Linked DNA regions of Homo sapiens: region 2 is linked to region 1. Evidence: chromatin loops called from intact Hi-C (ENCODE). Cell type or tissue: breast epithelium. All regions are shown on one strand. Links, peaks and the distances in the headings refer to the core of each region. The heading gives the core; the rest is flanking DNA.

Evidence for each region. A loop is a pair of places that touch in the nucleus more often than their neighbours do. Peaks named below come from ENCODE experiments on the same cell type or tissue, not always from the same donor. Only the 100,000 strongest peaks of a DNase experiment are listed, where the experiment ranks them.
Region 2: it touches region 1 in a loop (20-fold over the local background); 16 of 110 quality-filtered maps call a loop at or near these places.

Annotation. Positions count from the first base shown.
Region 1 is chr1:86,463,332-86,473,673 of GRCh38, forward strand. It overlaps CLCA1 (chloride channel accessory 1), which reads left to right and starts at 5,596. Exons shown (of 14, transcript NM_001285.4): 1 at 5,596-5,802; 2 at 10,086-10,226. The coding sequence starts at 5,641. In breast epithelium, for the core only: no CTCF peak of the experiment used is centred there; no DNase peak of the experiment used is centred there.
Region 2 is chr1:86,386,342-86,396,683 of GRCh38, forward strand. It overlaps ODF2L (outer dense fiber of sperm tails 2 like), which reads right to left and starts at 9,982. Exons shown (of 17, transcript NM_001366781.1): 1 at 9,692-9,982; 2 at 574-745. The coding sequence starts at 686. RefSeq lists an enhancer at 9,907-9,956. In breast epithelium, for the core only: no CTCF peak of the experiment used is centred there; no DNase peak of the experiment used is centred there; H3K27ac peaks cover 486 bases.

The DNA of each region.
Region 1 (10,342 bases), core at 2,684-7,683:
AGAAAAAGACTTTTTTTTGTTGTTTTTTTAAAGACAGGGTCTCAAGGTCTCACTCTGTTCAAAGTGAGAGTGAGAGGCAGGATTGCAGGAGTACAGTGGCTCTCCTGGGCTTAAGCAATCCTCCCACCTCGGCCTCCCAAGTAGCTGGGACTACAGGACATGGCACCACAACTGGCTAACTTTTGTATTTTTTGCAAAGGTGGTATTTCACCATGTTGCCCAGTCTGGTCTCAAACTCAAGCAGTCCTCCTGCCTTGGCCTCTCAAAGTTCTGGGATTGCAGGTGTGAGCTACTGCACCTGGCCCAAAGAGACTTTCTTAATCTGATAAAGGTATCTACAAAATATCTCTAGGTAACAGCATACTTAATGGTAAAATATAGAATTCTTTAGAATGTTTTTCTCCCTGAGATTGGGAACAAGAAAAAAGATATCCATTATTTTCACTATTCAATATTGTACTCAAGGTCCTAGCTAGTCCAATAAGAGAAGGAAACAAAAATATTGGAAAGGAAGAATCAATATGTAATTACTCACAAATGACATAATTATATACATATAAAATCCAGAAGAATCTACAAATACTAGAATTAAGTGAATTAAACAAGTTCACTAAATGTAAGGTCCATACATAAAAATTTATTATATTTTTATATACCAGCAATAAGCAATTAGAAAATGGAATTTTATAAAAATACCATTTACAATAGCACCAAGAAAAACCCCTAAGAATAAACCTAATGAAAGATGCACAAGATCTCTATCCTGAAAACTATAAACCACAGTTGAGAAAAATTAAATAAAACTTAAAATGAAGAGCCATACCATCTCCATGGTTTGAAATACACAATATAATAAAGACGTCAATTTTTCCAAAATTGATCTGTAAACTTAATGCACCCCTATAAAACCCAGATATTTGTATGTGAAATTGACAAGCTGCTTTTAAATTTTATATTGAAATGCACCTAATGTAGCCAAAATAGTCTTGAATAAAAACAAATCTGGACTGTTTACACTACCAGATAATCAAGGTAAGGATAGTCACACAGACCAATGGAACAAGGAACAGAACAGAGAGTTCAGAAGCAGACCTGCACATCTGTAGTCACCTCATGCACAACAAAAGCACAACTGTAATTCAGTAGGGGAAATTATGGTCTTTTCAATAAATACTCTCAACTTACTGGCTATCACAGAGGAAAACAAAACAAAACAAAAACCTTGAACCTTTCCTCACACCATACACAAAAATATTTTGAGATCAATCAGTATACCTAAATGTTAAAGGTCAAGCAGCAAGGCTTCTAGAATCATATATTGTATAATATCTTCATGAATTTGGGAAAGCTGTCTTAAATATGACACAAAAACATTATACATAAAAGATTAAATTGGACTGTACTAAAATTAAAAATCTCTATTCATCTAATGATACTATTAAGGCAAGCTACAAACTAGGAGAAAATATTTTCAATATATCTTTCAATACAAAAGACTCAGTATCCAGAACATATAAAGAACTCCCATAAATCAATAAGAAAAGACAATTTAATTAAAAATTGTGCAAAAAAAAAAACTTGAAGAGATACTTCACAAAAGACCAATATGTATATAAAAAGGTCTTTAACAACATTAGCCATTAGGGAAAATGCAAATCAAAACCACAGAACGATATGACTACACTCCCAAGAAAATGGATAGTTAGAAAGACTGACAGTACAATGTACTGGTGGAAATGTGGAATAACTTGTACAACCACTTGAAAAGTATTTGGGAGATCAACATAATCTAGTATCAAAGAAAAACTTCATGCAAACACTTGTTAAAGATGGTAAGGGGTGGGAGGCATGGTGATAGGTACAAGGACCATTGCAAGGAGGTCTTGCAGTTGGGGAGAGAAAGTAGATTAACTCCAACTCCAATAAGGACAAGTGGGAATTTATAACCAAGGAGAAGGGTGGGGTCAGTGGATGAAAAATGCCTATGAGGAAACATCAAGGATAAGGAATGTCTGGCTAAACTGACTTGATAGGGTTATTGCTGAAGGCAGGCCATGGTGGAAAGATGCTGAGAATGGTCAGATACCAAACGTGGGGATTTTCCCTAAACTGACTTAGCAGGATTCTTGCTCAAACTGGATTCTGCAAGGACAGAGAGGGAAGCCCAAGGTCAGACCTAGTCAGAGAAGACTCAGGATCCTGACTTAAGTTTTGGTCAAAGGAGGGAGTCTTTGTCACTAGATAGATGTATACCCTGTCACCCAGCAATGTCACTCTTTGTATATTTGCAACTGAAATCAATGCTTACATCTATGGCATCTTCATTCATAATAGTCCCAAACTGGAAATAGTCCAAATGTTCATCAAGAGTGGGTGGTAAGTAAATTGCAGTATTTTTTACAGTGGAATGGAATGGAAAAAGAACATATTACTGCTACATTCAACAACTTGGCTGAATCTCATATAGAAAATGTTATGTCACAATAGCGAAATGCAAGAGTACATACAGCATATTTCTGTTTATATGAAGTTCAAAAACAGGCAAAATTAACCTATGTGGCATAGAAGTCAGAATAGCAATTATCTTTTGGGGGGATTTACTGGAAGGGAATGCAAAGGAAACTTCTAGAATGCTGGAAATATTCTTTGGTGAAAGGTTGTCCCTTAGGGTGCTAACTCCCTGCATCTCTGGTTTCTGTTATTTGGCCCATTTGGGCTGCCTCTGACAAAGCCAGATCCCAGTACCATGGTGCAGTGATTTATCTGAGCCAAAAGCCTCCACACATCCATTCAATCCAGACTTGGGAACGGGAGAGAATGGAGGAGCTGCCCCCACAATCTGCACAGTGAAGGCCATGCTAAACTAGGCCCTCTTCCTGGGGAAAGCTAAGAAGAAACACTGGTATTAGGAGATGTGTGAATTTTAGCAGCAGCCAGGACTCTCCACTGAGCAAGCAGCCAAGACCCAGCTTGCAGGGAATGCCAAGCAAATTTGGAGAGCACTTAAACTGAGTCTGTCACACCAGATGACCTCTGTCATAGGGAAATGCAGCAGCTGCAGCCAACAAGGGCAGGACAACTAAAGACCCCACTCAGGGATGAAGGGTGGGATTACCCCAACAAGAGAACAAACAATACAGATCAACCAAAATGCTGAGTAAAAGTGAGGGAAATAGGTGATAAAGGAGGGAGATTATAAAAGCCTTGAGACCAGCTGTAACAGCAGGCATTGCAATTTATTTCAATAACCTTCTTGCCTTATGCACTTGAGCAGATTGCAATTGACCACCACTTTGAAGGAGATTCTGTAAATGATTAAACTTGTACCTTCTCTCAGGGGAAAAGTGAGACAGCTAGTGCTCACACACACAGAAACACAAATCCTACATTATAATATTGGAGCTTGATATGATGAAAGTACTAGAGTGAATCTGAGCAGCTCAGAGTGAACTGTATCAGACTCTTCTTATTGAACCTCCTCAGATTTGCTTGGTTCCATCTGTCTACCGGGCACTCAGTCATTTGCTCCACCTCAGTCACTATCCACTCCTTGCAGGTCCAAGCAGTTCCACTGCCTGAGGTCAAGCTGCCACCTCTTGTAACCCCTGGCTCCTCACATACCACAAGGCATGGGGGTCTCTCTTTCTAAGCGACTGCCGAAAGGGCTGGATGACACAGCCAGGAAGTCTGGGGGGAGATGATCACCTGTAGAAGATGAGAAGGAGCCAAACGCTTTTCCTTCCTCTCTCCAAAGGGCTGCTCCAAGGCGTGGTTTCTTTGCACAGCCCCTTAGGAGACAACCCACACAGGAAGGCAAGGGCGCCTGTGGGCTGGCCTGCTGGGTGTCTCCATTGCAGGGCTTAGTAATGCTCCTCCTTTAGTTGCTTCCCAGCCTTCCCTGACTCATTTCCCCATTCCCTCATTCTCACTGCTCTGGGATTAAACTCTCAAACTCTTAGCACATATGCCTGCCTTAGGCTCTGTTTTTTAGGGAACCCAGGCAAAGACACATACATTTGGGGTCTGAGATATCTTGGAATCTACATTTTTAAATTTTGTATGAATAATAAATGTATATGTATTTTGATATAAAAGCATATTTTGGATCATCTGGACAACCACATTATAATTGAGCATTTCCACTCTATTTCAGTGTTTCCCTTTTAACTGCTTAAGATTATGCTAGATATAAAGGGTATTCAATTAGGAAAAGAGGAAGTCAAATTGTCCCTGTTTGCAGATGACATGATTGTATATCTAGAAAACCCCATTGTCTCAGCCCAAAATCTCCTTAAGCTGATAAGCAACTTCAGCAAAGTCTCAGGATACAAAATCAATGTACAAAAATCACAAGCATTCTTATACACCAACAACAGACAAACAGAGAGCCAAATCATGAGTGAACTCCCATTCACAATTGCTTCAAAGAGAATAAAATACCTAGGAATCCAACTTACAAGGGACGTGAAGGACCTCTTCAAGGAGAACTACAAACCACTGCTCAAGGAAATAAAAGAGGATACAAACAAATGGAAGAACATTTCATGCTCATGGATAGGAAGAATCAATATCGTGAAAATGGCCATACTGCCCAAGGTAATTTACAGATTCAATGCCATCTCCATCAAGCTACCAATGCCTTTCTTCACAGAATTGGAAAAAACTACTTTAAAGTTCATATGGACAAGATGAAATTAATGCTTATCACCATCTGAAGACCAAATGAATTTATGAACGAAGAGATATTTCAAGTATTTCAATACAAGAAAATGGGGGGCCAATTTGAGGTTCCACCTGAGGTTTGGCAAATTGAAAGAATATACACAGCCACTGACAGCCCATAATTCATGTTCCTAGGGACATTTAGTTTCAGCAAAATAATTTAATGATGTTAATTGGAATTTTATTGACTGGTAGGAGCTATGCAATAGAGAAAGCAGAAATCTGATGAGGAACTTGGAGTATGCTTTGCAAAGTAAGATATACATTTTATCTTTACTCTCCATTATAAAATAGTCAATAATATCTACATCACTTGCTAATGCTTTTGGTACAAATGGATGTGGAATATAATTGAATATTTTCTTGTTTAAGGGGAGCATGAAGAGGTGTTGAGGTTATGTCAAGGTAAACAAAACCACCATTGTGGTAAAGACCACCATGAGGGATAACTGAATATATGGCTTACAAAATGTTTACTGAATAAGCAGAACAGTCTGGATTTTCCTGGGCAGGAGGGGGTTGGGGGCTTTGGGTGGGTTGGTGTCCATGGCTTGGTAAACATTTCCAAGAAGTAAACAAACCTATCAGCGGCCAAGCTGCTTGTCACCTGTGAGTGCTTCCAAGGAACCGGATGTGGGCTCCCCCACCCTTACCCCAGCATCTGGCACAGCTGAAGGCAGATGGAAATATTTACAAGTACGCAATTTGAGACTAAGATATTGTTATCATTCTCCTATTGAAGACAAGAGCAATAGTAAAACACATCAGGTCAGGGGGTTAAAGACCTGTGATAAACCACTTCCGATAAGTTGGAAACGTGTGTCTATATTTTCATATCTGTATATATATAATGGTAAAGAAAGACACCTTCGTAACCCGCATTTTCCAAAGAGAGAAATCACAGGGAGATGTACAGCAATGGGGCCATTTAAGAGTTCTGTGTTCATCTTGATTCTTCACCTTCTAGAAGGGGCCCTGAGTAATTCACTCATTCAGCTGAACAACAATGGCTATGAAGGCATTGTCGTTGCAATCGACCCCAATGTGCCAGAAGATGAAACACTCATTCAACAAATAAAGGTAAGTTCATAGTAATTATCCATACTTTTTTAAAAATAGCATAATGTTGTGATAGAGAGAACATGAGTGCCCTATTCCAGCTGCACGACACTGGCATGTATTTTTATGTCTAAGTCTCAGTTTCTTCATCTGTAAAATGGAAATAATAACAAGTTAACCATTAGGATTCTTGTGTCAGATAAGATAATGAATGCAATGCACATAACTCAGAGTGATATACTGTTGGCAACTGATAAATGATAAATTGATATGTACTGCTGTGGATTATGTCACTGAAAATTATTTAGTTCTATAGTAAGGCAGAGTCAGCTACATTTGACAGATATTGTGAGATGCACAGATCCTTTGCCTGATTTTACCCTTGGCACGAGTCAGACTCTCCTTTTATTCTCCTAATAGGAACCCCCTTCCCTGTGATCCTAAAAGGAGCCCCAGATGCAAATCTCTGATATAAGAACAACCCTGACCTTCTGATGGGAGAAAACCTTGCATTTTATCAGTCCCAATTCAAGGGATCCTTTCAGAGATTTCTTGCTACCTCTTATGTAGCAGAAGGGAAAGGAAGAAGACTTCCTGTCCTGGCAGGGGTATCTATACCATTGAAGAAGGTCTTGTACAACAACAAACAGCTAAAACTAAGAGGGAAATGCTTTATAAAAGACCGCCCTGGAATCTGGCTGTAACACATCCAGAGGCAGTGCTGTACTAGTAACAGTATTAGTCTGTAAAATGGGAATAATAATAATAAATATCTCCCTTATCAGATTTTGTGAGGATCAAAGTTTAAAATGCATGCATATAAAGGGAAGCTGGGTGGAGTATGTAAGAATACGGTGCAATACTTTGCATGTCTTCTGTTCATCTAAATTTATCTCAGAACTTTAAAAAATAACTTTAAAAATGCATGCATAGTGCCTGGTACATAGTAAGAGCTCAATAAATGGTGGATATAGTCATTGGCTCTCTCTAGATGGAAAATTAATAGAACAAGGGCCCAGAGGGATTTCCCCAGAGATCCACTGCTCTAAGCAGAGGCAAATATAGAAAGATAATGTTTGGAAAGAAAACCATCTCTACAGTGTGTGGTTAGAGAATTGCAGCAGTAGGGGATAGGGATAGGGAACAGAGTGGAGGGTGTCACTCACCATAAAGCTTACCTACTTAACCCAAAGAGGATCAGGCTGTCTGTGGTAAAAGGGAGATTCAGACCTCTTGAATCTCTCAATCATCTAAAATGTTGAGTGAGTTTTTGATTGTTTCTAAATTTGGAAGTGGCATCAGCAAACATGTGACCAGTGTGTTTCAGTCTCTGGCTAGACAGTGGGGTTCAGCAATATGCCAGAAGGAGAATGTAGATGCCGTATTCATCTTCAGTGACCGTGGTAATTTGTATCTACAGTATATAGTGACTAGAGCTTTCAAAGTGCTTCTACTTCATTGTCCTTGGAGGTTTTCCTCCCGAGATACGTACTTCTCGCTACAATTATTAAATTGTCTTTCCAGTATGGATCCTAAAGTTGGGGGTGAGATAAGTTGGCTTCCATCATTTCCTTCTCTGTAACAAGAACACTTTAGTGAATAGAATGCTCAAAGTCCCTAACTCCTTCCTATTTGATGTTCCAGATCTGCAGAGTTGAGGGACCTCGTTGAGGGCTTGGCCACCTTTCCCAACCATTCCTCCCTCTACTCCAACAACCTTCTTGCTGATGAGAGACTCTCCCCTGGTGCCCCTGTGGGGACAGAAGCCCCTAACTCAGCTTTTAAAATATTTGCTTCAGCAGGACAGTCCCCAGATTTCCCCACCTACAAGAGCAGTTAATCGCTCTGCACCACTTCCATCCACTGCATTCTTGCTAATATTAGCAGGGGGAGTACACGTCACAAGATGAGGAAGGGAGAGTCAGAGAGAAACTCTCTCTTCCCCCGTCAAATATACATACACACACACCACACGCACAAGCTCGTGTGCACACACACACGCCCATGCACACACGCAGACATACACGCACACACGCACGTCAGAAGGTACACAGTAGGGTTATTTTGGAGTCTCTGCAATGCTCAGCACCCCAGGCACTGTGCCTGTCTTGGCAGTTCTATACCACTTTGCCATTTACTAAACCCACTTTATTTATCCATTTGTTTGTTTATTCATTCAACAAATATTTACAGAGCATCTAAATTATGTCAGGTACTAGAAGTCCAGTGGTCAATATACTGTCCCTGTCCTGAAGGAATTTCTAGCCCATTCTATAAACTGTCACCCCCAACCTTCTCTCAGCCTAAGAGTCTAAATATGTATTAGGATATGAGGTCATTTTCTGAAAATCTGAAACAGATGCCAAAACAAAGATCCCTTATTATTGTTTCTATTACAATGTGGAAGACAAGAGCATTTCATGGTACTTATTCTTCCTGGGAGACATTGGAAATTCACATTTCACAAGTCAAATGGTAAAACAATACTCTAATATATGAAGTTTTATACCTACTTTTCAAGTTTTTGGTGATCTTGGCTCATTTTTTAATTTTATTTTTTAAAGTGACATAATATTAAACTCTCCTAGTGAGTGTTAAAAATCTGGGAGTTTTAGAAGGAGAAAATGTAAATCATTAAGAACACTTAAAAAAATAGAGGCAACCATTATTATCACTATTTGAAAGGGAGAAATTGAGGCTCAGAGAAGTAAAATAAGTTCTTTAAGTTTACCCCTTAGGAAGAGGCACAGCAGGACTTACCCGTGCACTAACACCCAAGTGCTGCTTCCCCATAAAATGGTGAAGCATTTCTGCTCCTAACACGACCCCCACTAGGCAATGGAGTCTAGTCACTCTGGTCTGTTCCCGCAAGGACTTTGCTCCTGCAATGACCCCTTTTTCTTTTACATTTTTGTTTTTTTTTTCATTAGCATAGAAATATTTTATAATATAATATTAAAACAAACAAAACTGTCTTGTCCTGAAGTCCACTTCCAGCTGCTGCCTATTTCTCCATTCCCCTTTAGTTCACAGAAAAACTTCTGAACCTGTTGTTGTCTGTATTTACTGTCTCCACTGCCTCACCTCCCACTTTCTTGAAACCACTCTTACGGAGCTGCTGTATTTATTCCACTACTAGGGCTCACCATGCTGCCAAGTCCAGTGATCAGTTCTTAGTCCTCATATGAAGTGATGGCTCAGCAGTGCTTGACACCGATGATCACGCCCTCCTCCCTATAGCTCTCTCATCCCACAGCTCCTCATTTCCTCTGCAGGCACTGACTGCCCTTCTGAGGCCCCTGTATTGGCTCCTCCTCTTTCTACCTCTGAATGCTGGGGTCCCCCACATTCCCTGGGCTCAGTCTTCAGCCTCTTTTTTCCTCTGTCTATGCTCACTTTCGAAGCAAATGGTTTTCAGTCCTAACAGATACACTGCCCCCTTTCTATAACAGTATCTTCTATCACTCTCCCTACTCTCTCGTCATAACATATCACAGGGAATCTGCAGACACATTTATAATTTAACGCTGCAGCTATTTCATTTTAGAGAAGTAAAATTAGGTGTAATTTGAAAATATATAATTATGCTATTTTCTTATATCTCTTAGTACCACACTGCACAAAAAATAAATACTTCTATCAGCACTTGGCAAAGTTTAAAAAAAAGAAAAATGAATCAATAAATAAATAATACCACAACATTTAGTATTACATTTAATTTGACTTAGTATATAATCCCAAAATTATTACAGGAGTCAGCAGGTGTTAAAATCACATTCACTTTTTCTCTTCATTACTACTTGCTGTGAGACCTTGAGAATTATACTAAGTCTCAGTTTCACCCTCAAAGATTTGTGGATTCTCAAAGAAGCAAGTGAAACGCATAGCTAATATTTTATACTTGCTTGTGCGAAGTAAACACTGTTCCTAGCACATCATATGTTTCACTTTGTTCCTCACCACAACCTTATCAGCCAGTCACTATAATATAATATTCCATTTTGTTAATGGGAAAACTGAGGCTCAGAATTAGAAATTGCCGAATGTCCCACAAAAAGTGGTGCAGCCAGGATTAGAGTCTGTCTCCAGAGTCTGCATTGTTACTGATTACTCGGTGACACAGAATATTTGGTAAATGCTCTCAAAGCTTAGCTATTATTATTAAAAGGTATTTCTATATTTCTTCTTCCCATCTTAACAAATAACAAGTTTTTGAAAATGTGAAATCCAGATGTGAATTTGAATGACTGATAATTTAATTTATTTTCAGTCAATTGTTACGTATGTTTTCTTTTTCTTCCCAGGACATGGTGACCCAGGCATCTCTGTATCTGCTTGAAGCTACAGGAAAGCGATTTTATTTCAAAAATGTTGCCATTTTGATTCCTGAAACATGGAAGACAAAGGCTGACTATGTGAGACCAAAACTTGAGACCTACAAAAATGTGAGAATATCAAGTTCTTCTTTAAAATTCCACTTTCTCCTGTAACCAAGATTTTTTAAAATCAAAATATTCTAGAATCAAATGTGATTGTTTGAAACTTACTCCAGTACGAATAT
Region 2 (10,342 bases), core at 2,028-7,027, 78 kb before region 1:
TTACAAATTCTTAACAGATGAGGTTTTCATTTTTTTTGTCTTTTTCTTTTTTGAGATGGAGTCTCGCTCTGTCACCCAGGCTCTGTCACCCAGGAGTGCAGTGGCATTATCTCGGCTCACTGTGACCTTCGCCTCCCAGGTTCAAGTGATTCTTCTACCACAGCCTTCCAAGTAGCTGGGACAACAGGCACACGCTACCACATCTGGCTAATTTTTGCATTTTTTCAGTAGAGATGGGGTTTCACCATGTTGGCCAGGCTGATCTTGAACTCCTGACCTCAAGTGATCCACCTGCCTCATCCTCCCAAAGTGCTGGGATTACAGGCATGATCCATTGCGCCCGGCCAGGTTTTCATTTTTAATTGCTTTCATTAAGATTCAAAAAAACTAGTTGAATTCTGCTAGATGAGTACACTTGTAATCAGATTAAATATATTTTAATAAATAAATACTAGATTTGGAAAAGATACTCTTAAAAGAATGCTGTATTTGATTCAAATAATTTATATTATAGACAAAACAGGAAATCCTAGAATCGGAAATTTAGATTTCCCCTGATACTGATGAGAATACCAGCTGAGATGACTTTCACTGGTACACCGTGGTAAATCTTCTTTCTCTGATATAGTTTTAAGATGGCAAAAGAGTTCTTCTGAATGACTTCCATCATTTACAGCCTTCTCCATAAATTCAGTAAATGGATTTATAGGTGGCTTCACAGCGACTTCTCCACATAAGCTGAAAGCTAGGAAATATTTTAGTTATTAAATTTATTTCAATAGAGTTTTTTTGTCATTACTCTCTCATAAAAAATAAAGGTTATAAGGATGTGTAAAAGAATAACATTTCAAAGACAAAATAAGAAGTATAACTGCTACTCATTGTTATAGTACTTCAAAATTGTATCAAAATTTCATAGCACAACCACTCAACAATTGCCAATTTCCATACACTGTTTCCAAAAGGCCTGATAATTCCTAAATAATCACAAGAGTGTAAAAATCTTTATTAGTCTATTTCTTGAAGTATTACAATATTTGAACCCAGCAGGACTATAAAACAAATATAAAAACCATGGGTTACCTATAGTCTGTCTTATTAGGCCCATGCCATAAGAAATGTATGTTATTTATGCCTAAATCTGTAGAAATTCAACTTTTCAAAGTACTTGGCAACAATAGCTACAAAGGATAGGATACTCAATTGCAAGTAGACTTTTCAAAATTAAATTCACTTACTTCTATTCCCAACTCAATCTAGAATATTATTGGTGATAGTGAAAAGACCAGACAGATGACATTACTTCCAAATTTTACCAATCTAATTGTTTTTACTCACACCTGTAGATGTCACTTTAAAAATGTGAATATTAATTTCTTCAAAACTACTCCAATTTAAGTAATGAGTTAGAGCTTTGGCAACCATTAAGGCTCTCTTTTCCCAACTCTAACAATATGTGGTAATGTCTTCCCTGACTTCATTTTATGTTTACACAAAATCAAAGGTTATATTTAAGGTTTTCTACATTTTTTTGGATATTTACCTCCTTGTAATTTAGTTTTATATGTCTGTATTACAAAACATATTATATTCAAGAATTTTTAACACTTAGAGTAGAAGTGAAATTACAGGTTGAAGATTATTTAAATTAGCCATTCAGAAACCTTCCAAAGTGTCCATAAAATGTATATATTTTATCTGAATGTTCTATATACTATAGAGACAAATATTTAGGAAACAGGCCAATGAAGTATGGTCACATTTTTTAAATACCAGAAAGTGAAGTCCAAAAAGAACTGCTGAGTAACCAACAGATAGTCTAGGATGATTCCCTTGAATGCTGCAAATATGCAACATCTATTACAATGGTATAACAATATTTCGAGCTATCTATAAACTAGAAGAATTACAAGTATACAAAATAAAATAAAAAACCAAACCTAAAAGTTAAGAAGAATATGCTCGGGATAAGTCACTGCAATCAAGAGAACCATCATCTACTAATTCATTCAGTTGCAATAGCTATCCCCATACAGAAAGCAACTGGTACCAACCCTTTTACTTGTTTAAATATTTGTCATATTTGTCTCTCTGTGGACTGGAATCTCAAGAAAGAATGTCTTTTTTATATTTGAATCCTCAGCACCTACAAGCCTTGTAAAAGCTAAGCAATAATTGAACGAAAACATTAAGGCTTAGAGCTTTTAAAGAATATAATGACTAAAGACTGCCTTTTTTTTTAAATTCACCCCTTGATTTGTCTTTTCAGGGATCATTAAAAGACAAATGGTTCCCATATTTGGAATAAAGGTTTAAAAAACAATGTAAGAAGATAGAAATTTTCAATTTGTAGAAAATATTTTACAAGATAACACTAGTTTGGTATCGGTATTTTATACACAACTTTTCTAAAAGTTTTATCATAAGATAAAGTCATAAAATTTTTCTGCTTCATCACCTATAATTGGTAACTGCCACTTATCTTAAAGGGTAAACAAATAAATAAAATCAACACACTGTAAAAATAGGAATTCAGAATGACTTTCTACCTAACATTCTAAAATGGAATCTACATTACATTTACTGATTTCTCAACACACAAGGAAGAGAACTATTTGTCTCAGGAATTTCCATGAAAATTATCAACAGTCATCTTCTCCAGGACAAATATTGTTCAGAGATTCCAAGGCACTCCACTGCTTTTGTGTTGTGATAATTGTGTAACAAAAAATAAGTGTTGAACAAAAATGTAATAATTTTATTTAGCATAAAAAGTCCTGCTTTATAAGAAATGCTATCATTTTATTGGACCAAATGTATTCTTGTATAGAAAAGCAGACATTTCACAATAAAATGTTTTCAGTAATGTGGAATATACTGTTAACTGACAAATGTACTTCTGTACAACTTGTCAGTGTTGGGTGCAACAAAGACACATATTCTGTATACATGTTTAAGGATCAAATCATTTTAAAGATAACTTAAAAATTCTTCAAACTGAATGATAAGAGTGACACTATCTATCAAAACCTCTGGGATACAGCAAAGGTGGTGCTAAGGGAAAGGTTCATAGCCTTAAATGCCTACATTGAAAAGTCTGAAAGAACACAAACAGACAATGTAAGGTCACATCTCAAGAAACTAGAGAAACAAAAACAAAACAAACCCAAACCCAACAGAAGGCAGGAAATAACCCAGATCAGAGCAGAACAAAATGAAACTGAAAAAAAAAAAAAATACAAAAGATAAATGAAACAAAAAGCTGGTCCTTTGAAAAGATAAATAAAACTGACAGAACATTATTAGCAAGATTAATCAAGAAGAGAAAAGATTCAAATAAGCTCAATTAGAAATGAAATGGGAGATACTACAACTGACACTACAGAAATACAAAAGATCACTCAGGCTACTATGAACACCTTTACACACATAAACTAGAAATCCTAGAGGAGATGGATAAATTCCTGGATACAACCCTCCTAGCTTAAATCAGGAAGAATGAGAAACCCTGAACAGACCAATAACAACCAGTGAGACTGCAATGGTATTTTAAAAATTACCAACAAAAAAAGAAGTCCAGGACCAGATAGATCCACAGCTGAATTCTACCAGACATTCAAAGAACAATTGGTACCAATCCTATTGACACTACTCCACAAGATACAGAAAGAGAGAATCCTCCCTAAATCATTCTATGAAACCAGTATCACCCTAATGCCAAAACCAGGAAAGGACATAACCAAAAAAGAAAACTACAGACCAATATCCCTGATGAACATAGATGCAAGAATTCTTAAAAGGCCGGGCGTGGTGGCTCACGCCTGTAATCCCAGCACTTTGGGAGGCTGAAGCGGGTGGATCGTGAGGTCAGGAGTTCAAGACCAGCCTGGCCAAGATGGTGAAACTCTGTCTCTACTAAAAATACAAAAATTAGCTGGGCATCGTGGCGGGTGCCTGTAATCCCAGCTACTCAGGAGGCTGAGGCAGAGAATTGCTTGAACCCAGGAGGCGGAGGTTGCAGTGAGCCACGACCATGCCACTACACTCCAGTCTGGCAACAGAGTGAGACTCCGTCTCAAGAAAAAAAAAATTCTTAACAAAATACTAGCTCACCGAATTCAACATCAAAAAGATAATCCACCATGATCAAGCAGGTTTCATACTACAGATGCAGGGATGGTTTAACATCCACAAGTCAATAAATGTGATACACCACATAAACAGAATTAAAAACAAAAATCACACAATCATCTCAATAGATGCAGAAAAAGCATTTGACAAAATCCAGCATCGCTTTATGATTAAAACCCCCAGCAAAATCGGCATACAAGAGACATACCTCAATGTAATAAAAGCCATCTATGACAAACCCATAGCCAACATAATACTGAATGGGGAAAAGTTGAAAGCATTCCCTCTGAGAACTGAAACAAAACAAAGATGCCCACTCTCATCATTTGTATTCAACATAGTACTGGAAGTCCTAGCCAGAGCAATCAGAGAAGAGAAAGAAATAAAGGGCATCCAAATCGGTAAACAGGAAGTCAAACCGTTGCTGTTTGCTGATGGTATGATTCTGTACCTAGAGAATCCTAAAGACTCCTCCAAAAAGCTCCTAGAACTGATAAATTCAGCAGTTTCAAGATACAAAATTAATGTACACAAATCAGTAGCAGTGCTATACACCAACAGTGACCACGCTGATAATCAAATCAAGAACTCAACCACTTTTACAATAGCTGCAAAAACAAAACAAAATAAAATAAAATACTTAGGAATATACCTAACCAAGGAGGTGAAAGACCTCTACAAGGAAAACTATAAAACACTGCTGAAAGAAATCATAGATAACACAAACAAATGGAACACAACCCATGTTCATGGATGGGTCAAATCAATATTGTGAAAAGGGCCATACTGCCAAAAGCAATCTACAATTTCAATGCAATTCGCATAAAAATACCATCATCACTCTTCACAGAACTAGAAAAAACAATTCTGAAATTCACTTGGAACCAAAAAAGAGCCCACATAGCCAAAGCAAGACTAGGTGAAAAGACATCACATTACCCAACTTCAAACTATACTATAAGGCCACAGTCACCAAAACAGCATGGTACTGGTATAAAAATAGGCACATAGACCAATGGAACAGAATAGAGAACCCAGATATAAACCCAAATACTTACAGCTAACTGATATTTGACAAAGCAAGCAAAAACATAAAGTGGGGAAAAGACACCCTATTCAACAAATGGTGCTGGGATAATTGGCAAGCCGCATGTAGGAGAATGAAATTGGATCTTCATCTCTCACCTTACACAAAAATCAACGCAAGATGGATCAAAGACTTAAATCTAAGACCTGAAACTATATAAATCTAAGACCTGAAACTATAAAAATTCTGGAAGATAACATCAGAAAAACCCTTCTAGATATTGGCTTAGGCAAAGATTTCATTACCAAGAACCCAAAAATAAATGCAATAAAAATAAAGATAAATAGCTGGGACTTAATTAAACTAAAGAGCTTTTGCATGGCAAAAGGAATAGTCAGCAGACTAAACAGACAACCCACAGAGTGGGAGAAAATCTTCACAATCTATACATCTGACAAAAGACTAATATCCAAAACCGACAATGAACTCAAATTAGCAAGAAAAAAAATCCCATCAAAAAGTGGGCTAAGGACATGAATAGACAATTCTCAAATGAATATATACAAATGGCCAACAAACATGAAAAAATGCTCAACATCACTAATGATCAGAGAAATGCAAATCAAAACCACAATGTGATACCACCTTACTCCTGCAAGCACAGCCATAATCAAAAAATAATAATAGATGTTGGCATGGATGCAGTGAAAAGAGAACACTTCTACACTGTTGGTGGGAATGTAAACTAGTACAACCGCTATGGAAAACAGTGTGGAGATTCCTTAAAGAACTAATAGTAGAGCTACCATTTGATCCAGCAATCCCACTACTAGCCACCTACCCAGAGGAAAAGAAGTCATTATATAGAAAAGATACTTGCACATGCATGTTTATAGCAACACAATGTCCATCAAACAATGAGTAAAAAAACTGTGATATACATATATATATAATATATACATGATAAAATACTACTCAGCCATAAAAAGGAATAAATTAACGGCATTCACAGCAACATGGATGGAATTGGAGACTATTACTCTAAGTGAAGTAACTCAGCAATAAAAAACCAAACATCATATGTTCTTACTTATAAGTGGGAGCTAAGCTATGAGGATGCAAAGGGGTAAGAATGAATCAGTGGACTTTGGAGATTCAGGGTGAAAGGGTGGGAAGGGGGTGAGTGATAAAAGACTACCAATTGGAATTCAGTGTACACTGCTCAGGGATGGGTGCACCAAAATCTCACAAATCACCACTCAAGAACTCACTCATGTAACCAAATACCACCTGTTCCCCAAAAACCTATGGAAATAAAAAATTTTAAAAAACCATTTAAAAATCCTTAAAGATGAGCAATTTTAAAATATTTTAAAATGTTTAAAGATTTAAATTTCCTATACAGAGACAATTTTGCCAGTCTACTGCCAAGAGGACATGTACTTAAAGCTTTTTCCAGGAGTGCTTGTAGGCTATGCTGATCCAGCTACATTCACTAAACTATGTTCCACTGTGGCCAACAGCAAGCATTTGGGGATAACTGCTCAGGGACCATGATGCTAGCCATGGTCAGAGAAAAAGGAAAATCATGGTCCATGACCTTCCTTAACACCTAGATCAGACTAAGTAAATTAACTAACTTCAGATGAATATGTATTTTAAAACAATATCTCTGAAGAGAATAGCATATGAAACCTGCACATTTTGTTTTGCCAAACACAAATTCTTAGAAAACTAACTTCCACTGGCTTCAAACACAGCTTCTACTGAAAAAAGTCACCATGGCATATTCAGCAAGGAACACAAAGTAGATACAGGAATCCTCTTTTTTTCCCCCTACTATTCTGGACACTAGTCAAACGTTTACTAGAGAGGTAATTGTATGAAAAAAAAAAAAAGGATAGGAATCTTGGAAACAGGCAAAAAGCTGGAAAATAAATCTTATGCGTAAAAGCTACCAAAATGGAAAAAACGTTTTCTGATACAGAGAGATTAGATTAGATAACAAATTAGTAATCCCTCTCTCCAATGAAAAAAGAAGGATGTATATTTAAAAGATGGGCTGCAGACTGGATAATATAGGAAGAAGAGTTGACAGCAAGAGTGACTGTTCTGTAAACACGGCATGTACTTCAAAGCCAACATTCCATTTCCTTCTCAAAGTGTTGCCCTGATTTCTCCAGCCCATCAAGAACTCTAAACAAAAGTATTTTCAGAATCATATAGTTTAGAATTTAACTGCTCCATAAATGCTCATATTTTAGTTCTCTTTTAAACTTGCTATTAACTGTGAGGACAAATAATACGCATCACTCTCTGCCCTAAAAAATTACCTAACACAGTGGGGAGCATAGATTAGGTTCTCAAATATAAGTTAGGGTGACTAAATTATTTACTGTTTAAACTCGGACACTTTTGAGTGTCCATATAGAGCCCAATTACCCGGAAAAAGACCTGGCCAAAGATGTTCAGAATATTGTCTAATCCCAAATAAAGTCACCATCCTGTACCAGACAAACATAAAGCATATTCCTTTCCTTCAACACGACAGCTGTTGCCATTTACTGAGCAGAGCACTGACTGACCTTATAAACATCATCTCACAAAAGCTTCACAAGGTTGTTATTAAAAAGCTATAAATAAGTAAATTAAATCTTAGAAGGGTTAAATAGCTTGTCCAAGATTACAAGTAAGGAATTGGTGGAACTCAGTTTTGAATTAAAAGCCATGAGATGGTGAAACCGCATCTCTACTAAAAATACAAAAATTAGCTAGGCGTGGTGGTGGGCACCTGTAGTCCCAGCTACTCGAGAGGCTGAGGCAGGAGAATCACTTGAACCCGGGAGGCGGACGTTGCAGTGAGCCGAGATCGCGCCACTGCACTCCACTGCGGCAGAGCGAGACTCCATCTCAAAAAAAAAAAAAAGCCATGAGATACTAAAACATAAATATAAAAATCTACAAAGCAAAAAGTAACACACAAACTTGCCTTTATTCAGTCAGGTTTTAATACTCATAAGTTCAATTTAGATTCAAAAGATGAAAACTGTTCTGGACAAGGAAATGAGTGATGAATGAGCTAGCTAAAAGCACAGACTACAATTCTAAAGAGAGAGAGCAGACCGCGACCAGATCACTAAATTCCATTGTTCTAAAGTTTGTCACAAGGAACTTTTGGGATAGAAAAACTACACTATAAATACACATCCATTGTGAAATAAGAAGATGAAAAAGAGAAGCAAAAAGCAAATCATAAACATGATCATGACATTCTTACTATAAGCAGAATATCAAACTAATTTCAAAAGCAGACAGGTTTTCTGCAGTTTGTTTCTTTTTCCTTTTTTTTTTTTTTTTTTGAGACAGAGTCTCGCGCTGTCGCCCAGGCTGGAGTGCAGTGGCGCGATCTCGGCTCACGGCAAGCTCCGCCTCCTGGGTTCACGCCATTCTCCTGCCTCAGCCTCCCGAGTAGCTGGGACTACGGGCGCCCGCCACCACGCCCGGATAACTTTTTGTATTTGTTTTAGTAGAGACGGGGTTTCACCGTGTTGGCCAGGATGGTCTCGATCTCCTAACCTCGTGATCCGCCCGCCTCGGCCTCCCAAAGTGCTGGGATTACAGGCGTGAGCCACCGCGCCCGGCCCGGTTTGTTTCTTTAACCTTAACTCAGTTGCACTTAAAACTCCAAGAACCTCATTCATTCAAAAACACTTGAAACCGTACTATGCGTTGCGTGATGAGGAAACTGTCTTCGAAATAGATTTTATCCCCAACAGCAGCCCCAGTATGGTTATTCTCAGTAAACAACAAGCACCACCACTCACTAACCACCTACATTCGGTGCCACCTTAATGGCCCTGCGTTTACTTAATCTCGTATTACAACCACCCCAAAGTGATGATTACTGTTACAGTTATCAGTAAGGAATCCAGGAAGGTTCAGTGACCTAGACAAGGCCACACAGCGGGTTCAGTGGCAGAGCTGGGACTGAACACAAGTCGGCCTTTAGCACTCTCCACGACCCTAGGTCAATCCCGCACTACAGGGGTCGCCTATAGGGGCTGGAACCTAGAGGAATCCTGGAGAAGGAATTATTTCCTGAGGATTCCTGTAATATACCTCACTTACGAAGCCCCCAGGGCTTCCTACAATCTGATATATCACATGATGGGCGATTAAAAACCAGCCCAATGATTAAGAGGTCACTATTTCTGAAAGAAATGCAACCATATCCAGGAACGGCCCGGTCAGGACTTCGTTCTGCACAAGCCCACCTCACGCTAACATTTGCCCTGATGTCCCGGGGACCACACCCTTCCTAAGAGTGAGTCTCGCCGCCCTTTTCCCAGGCCAGGTAGTCAGCCTGAGGGAGGTGGAGGGTTTGCGCGGAGGGGGCTGGGTGGGCGCGAGGGCCTTTTACTTCCGGGACCCACCACTGCCCTCACCTCCAGACCGCTAAGGGCTCCCGCGGTAAACGCCCAGCAGCAGCTAGGCTCCCCACAAAGTCGCCCCCAACCCAAAAGGCGTACTTACGCCCCCGCCGCTGCGTCCGCACGTCGTCGTGACGACAGCCCGCCGTCGCCGCGATATAAAAAAAGGGTCAGAGGCGCCACGGCTGCTGCAATGGAAACCGTGGCAATCCTTCTTGTGCTCTGAGTCGGCTAGGAGGGAGCGGGACGCAGGGGGCACTACAGTGGGTAGACTAGGAAGGAAGGCAAGGGACGCGAGGTGGGAACCAGGCGAATTCCTAGACCTGCTTGCCGCAGAAGAGTGCCCGCTCAAGTGGAACAAAAGCGCAGCTAGTAACCGGCTAGTGGCTTCTCTGGCAACGGCGGCCCCACCCCTCCCGTCAGGCCCGCAGCAGGCTGCCGATTGGTCCGGGTTAGGGACGGCGGGCAGCGCCTATAGCTATTGGAGAGGGTGAGGAACGGGGCAGGGAGGGCAGCTTCGTGTCTATCCTTGTTTCTCGGGTAAACATTTTTTTTTAAGCGTTTGTTTATGGACAAGGACAGCATTTGTGTACGTTACCGAAAATCATAACCGAGCCCAACTAGAAAAAAAGGAAATAAAGCCAATTCCGAGTTTTCTGGCGCTTGGCCTGGTTGTGCCCTGCTTTTGCTTTTTAAAGAGAAGATTTGAAAACGTGAAGGCAACTGCGACCGGAAGAAACCTCCTTTTAAATGT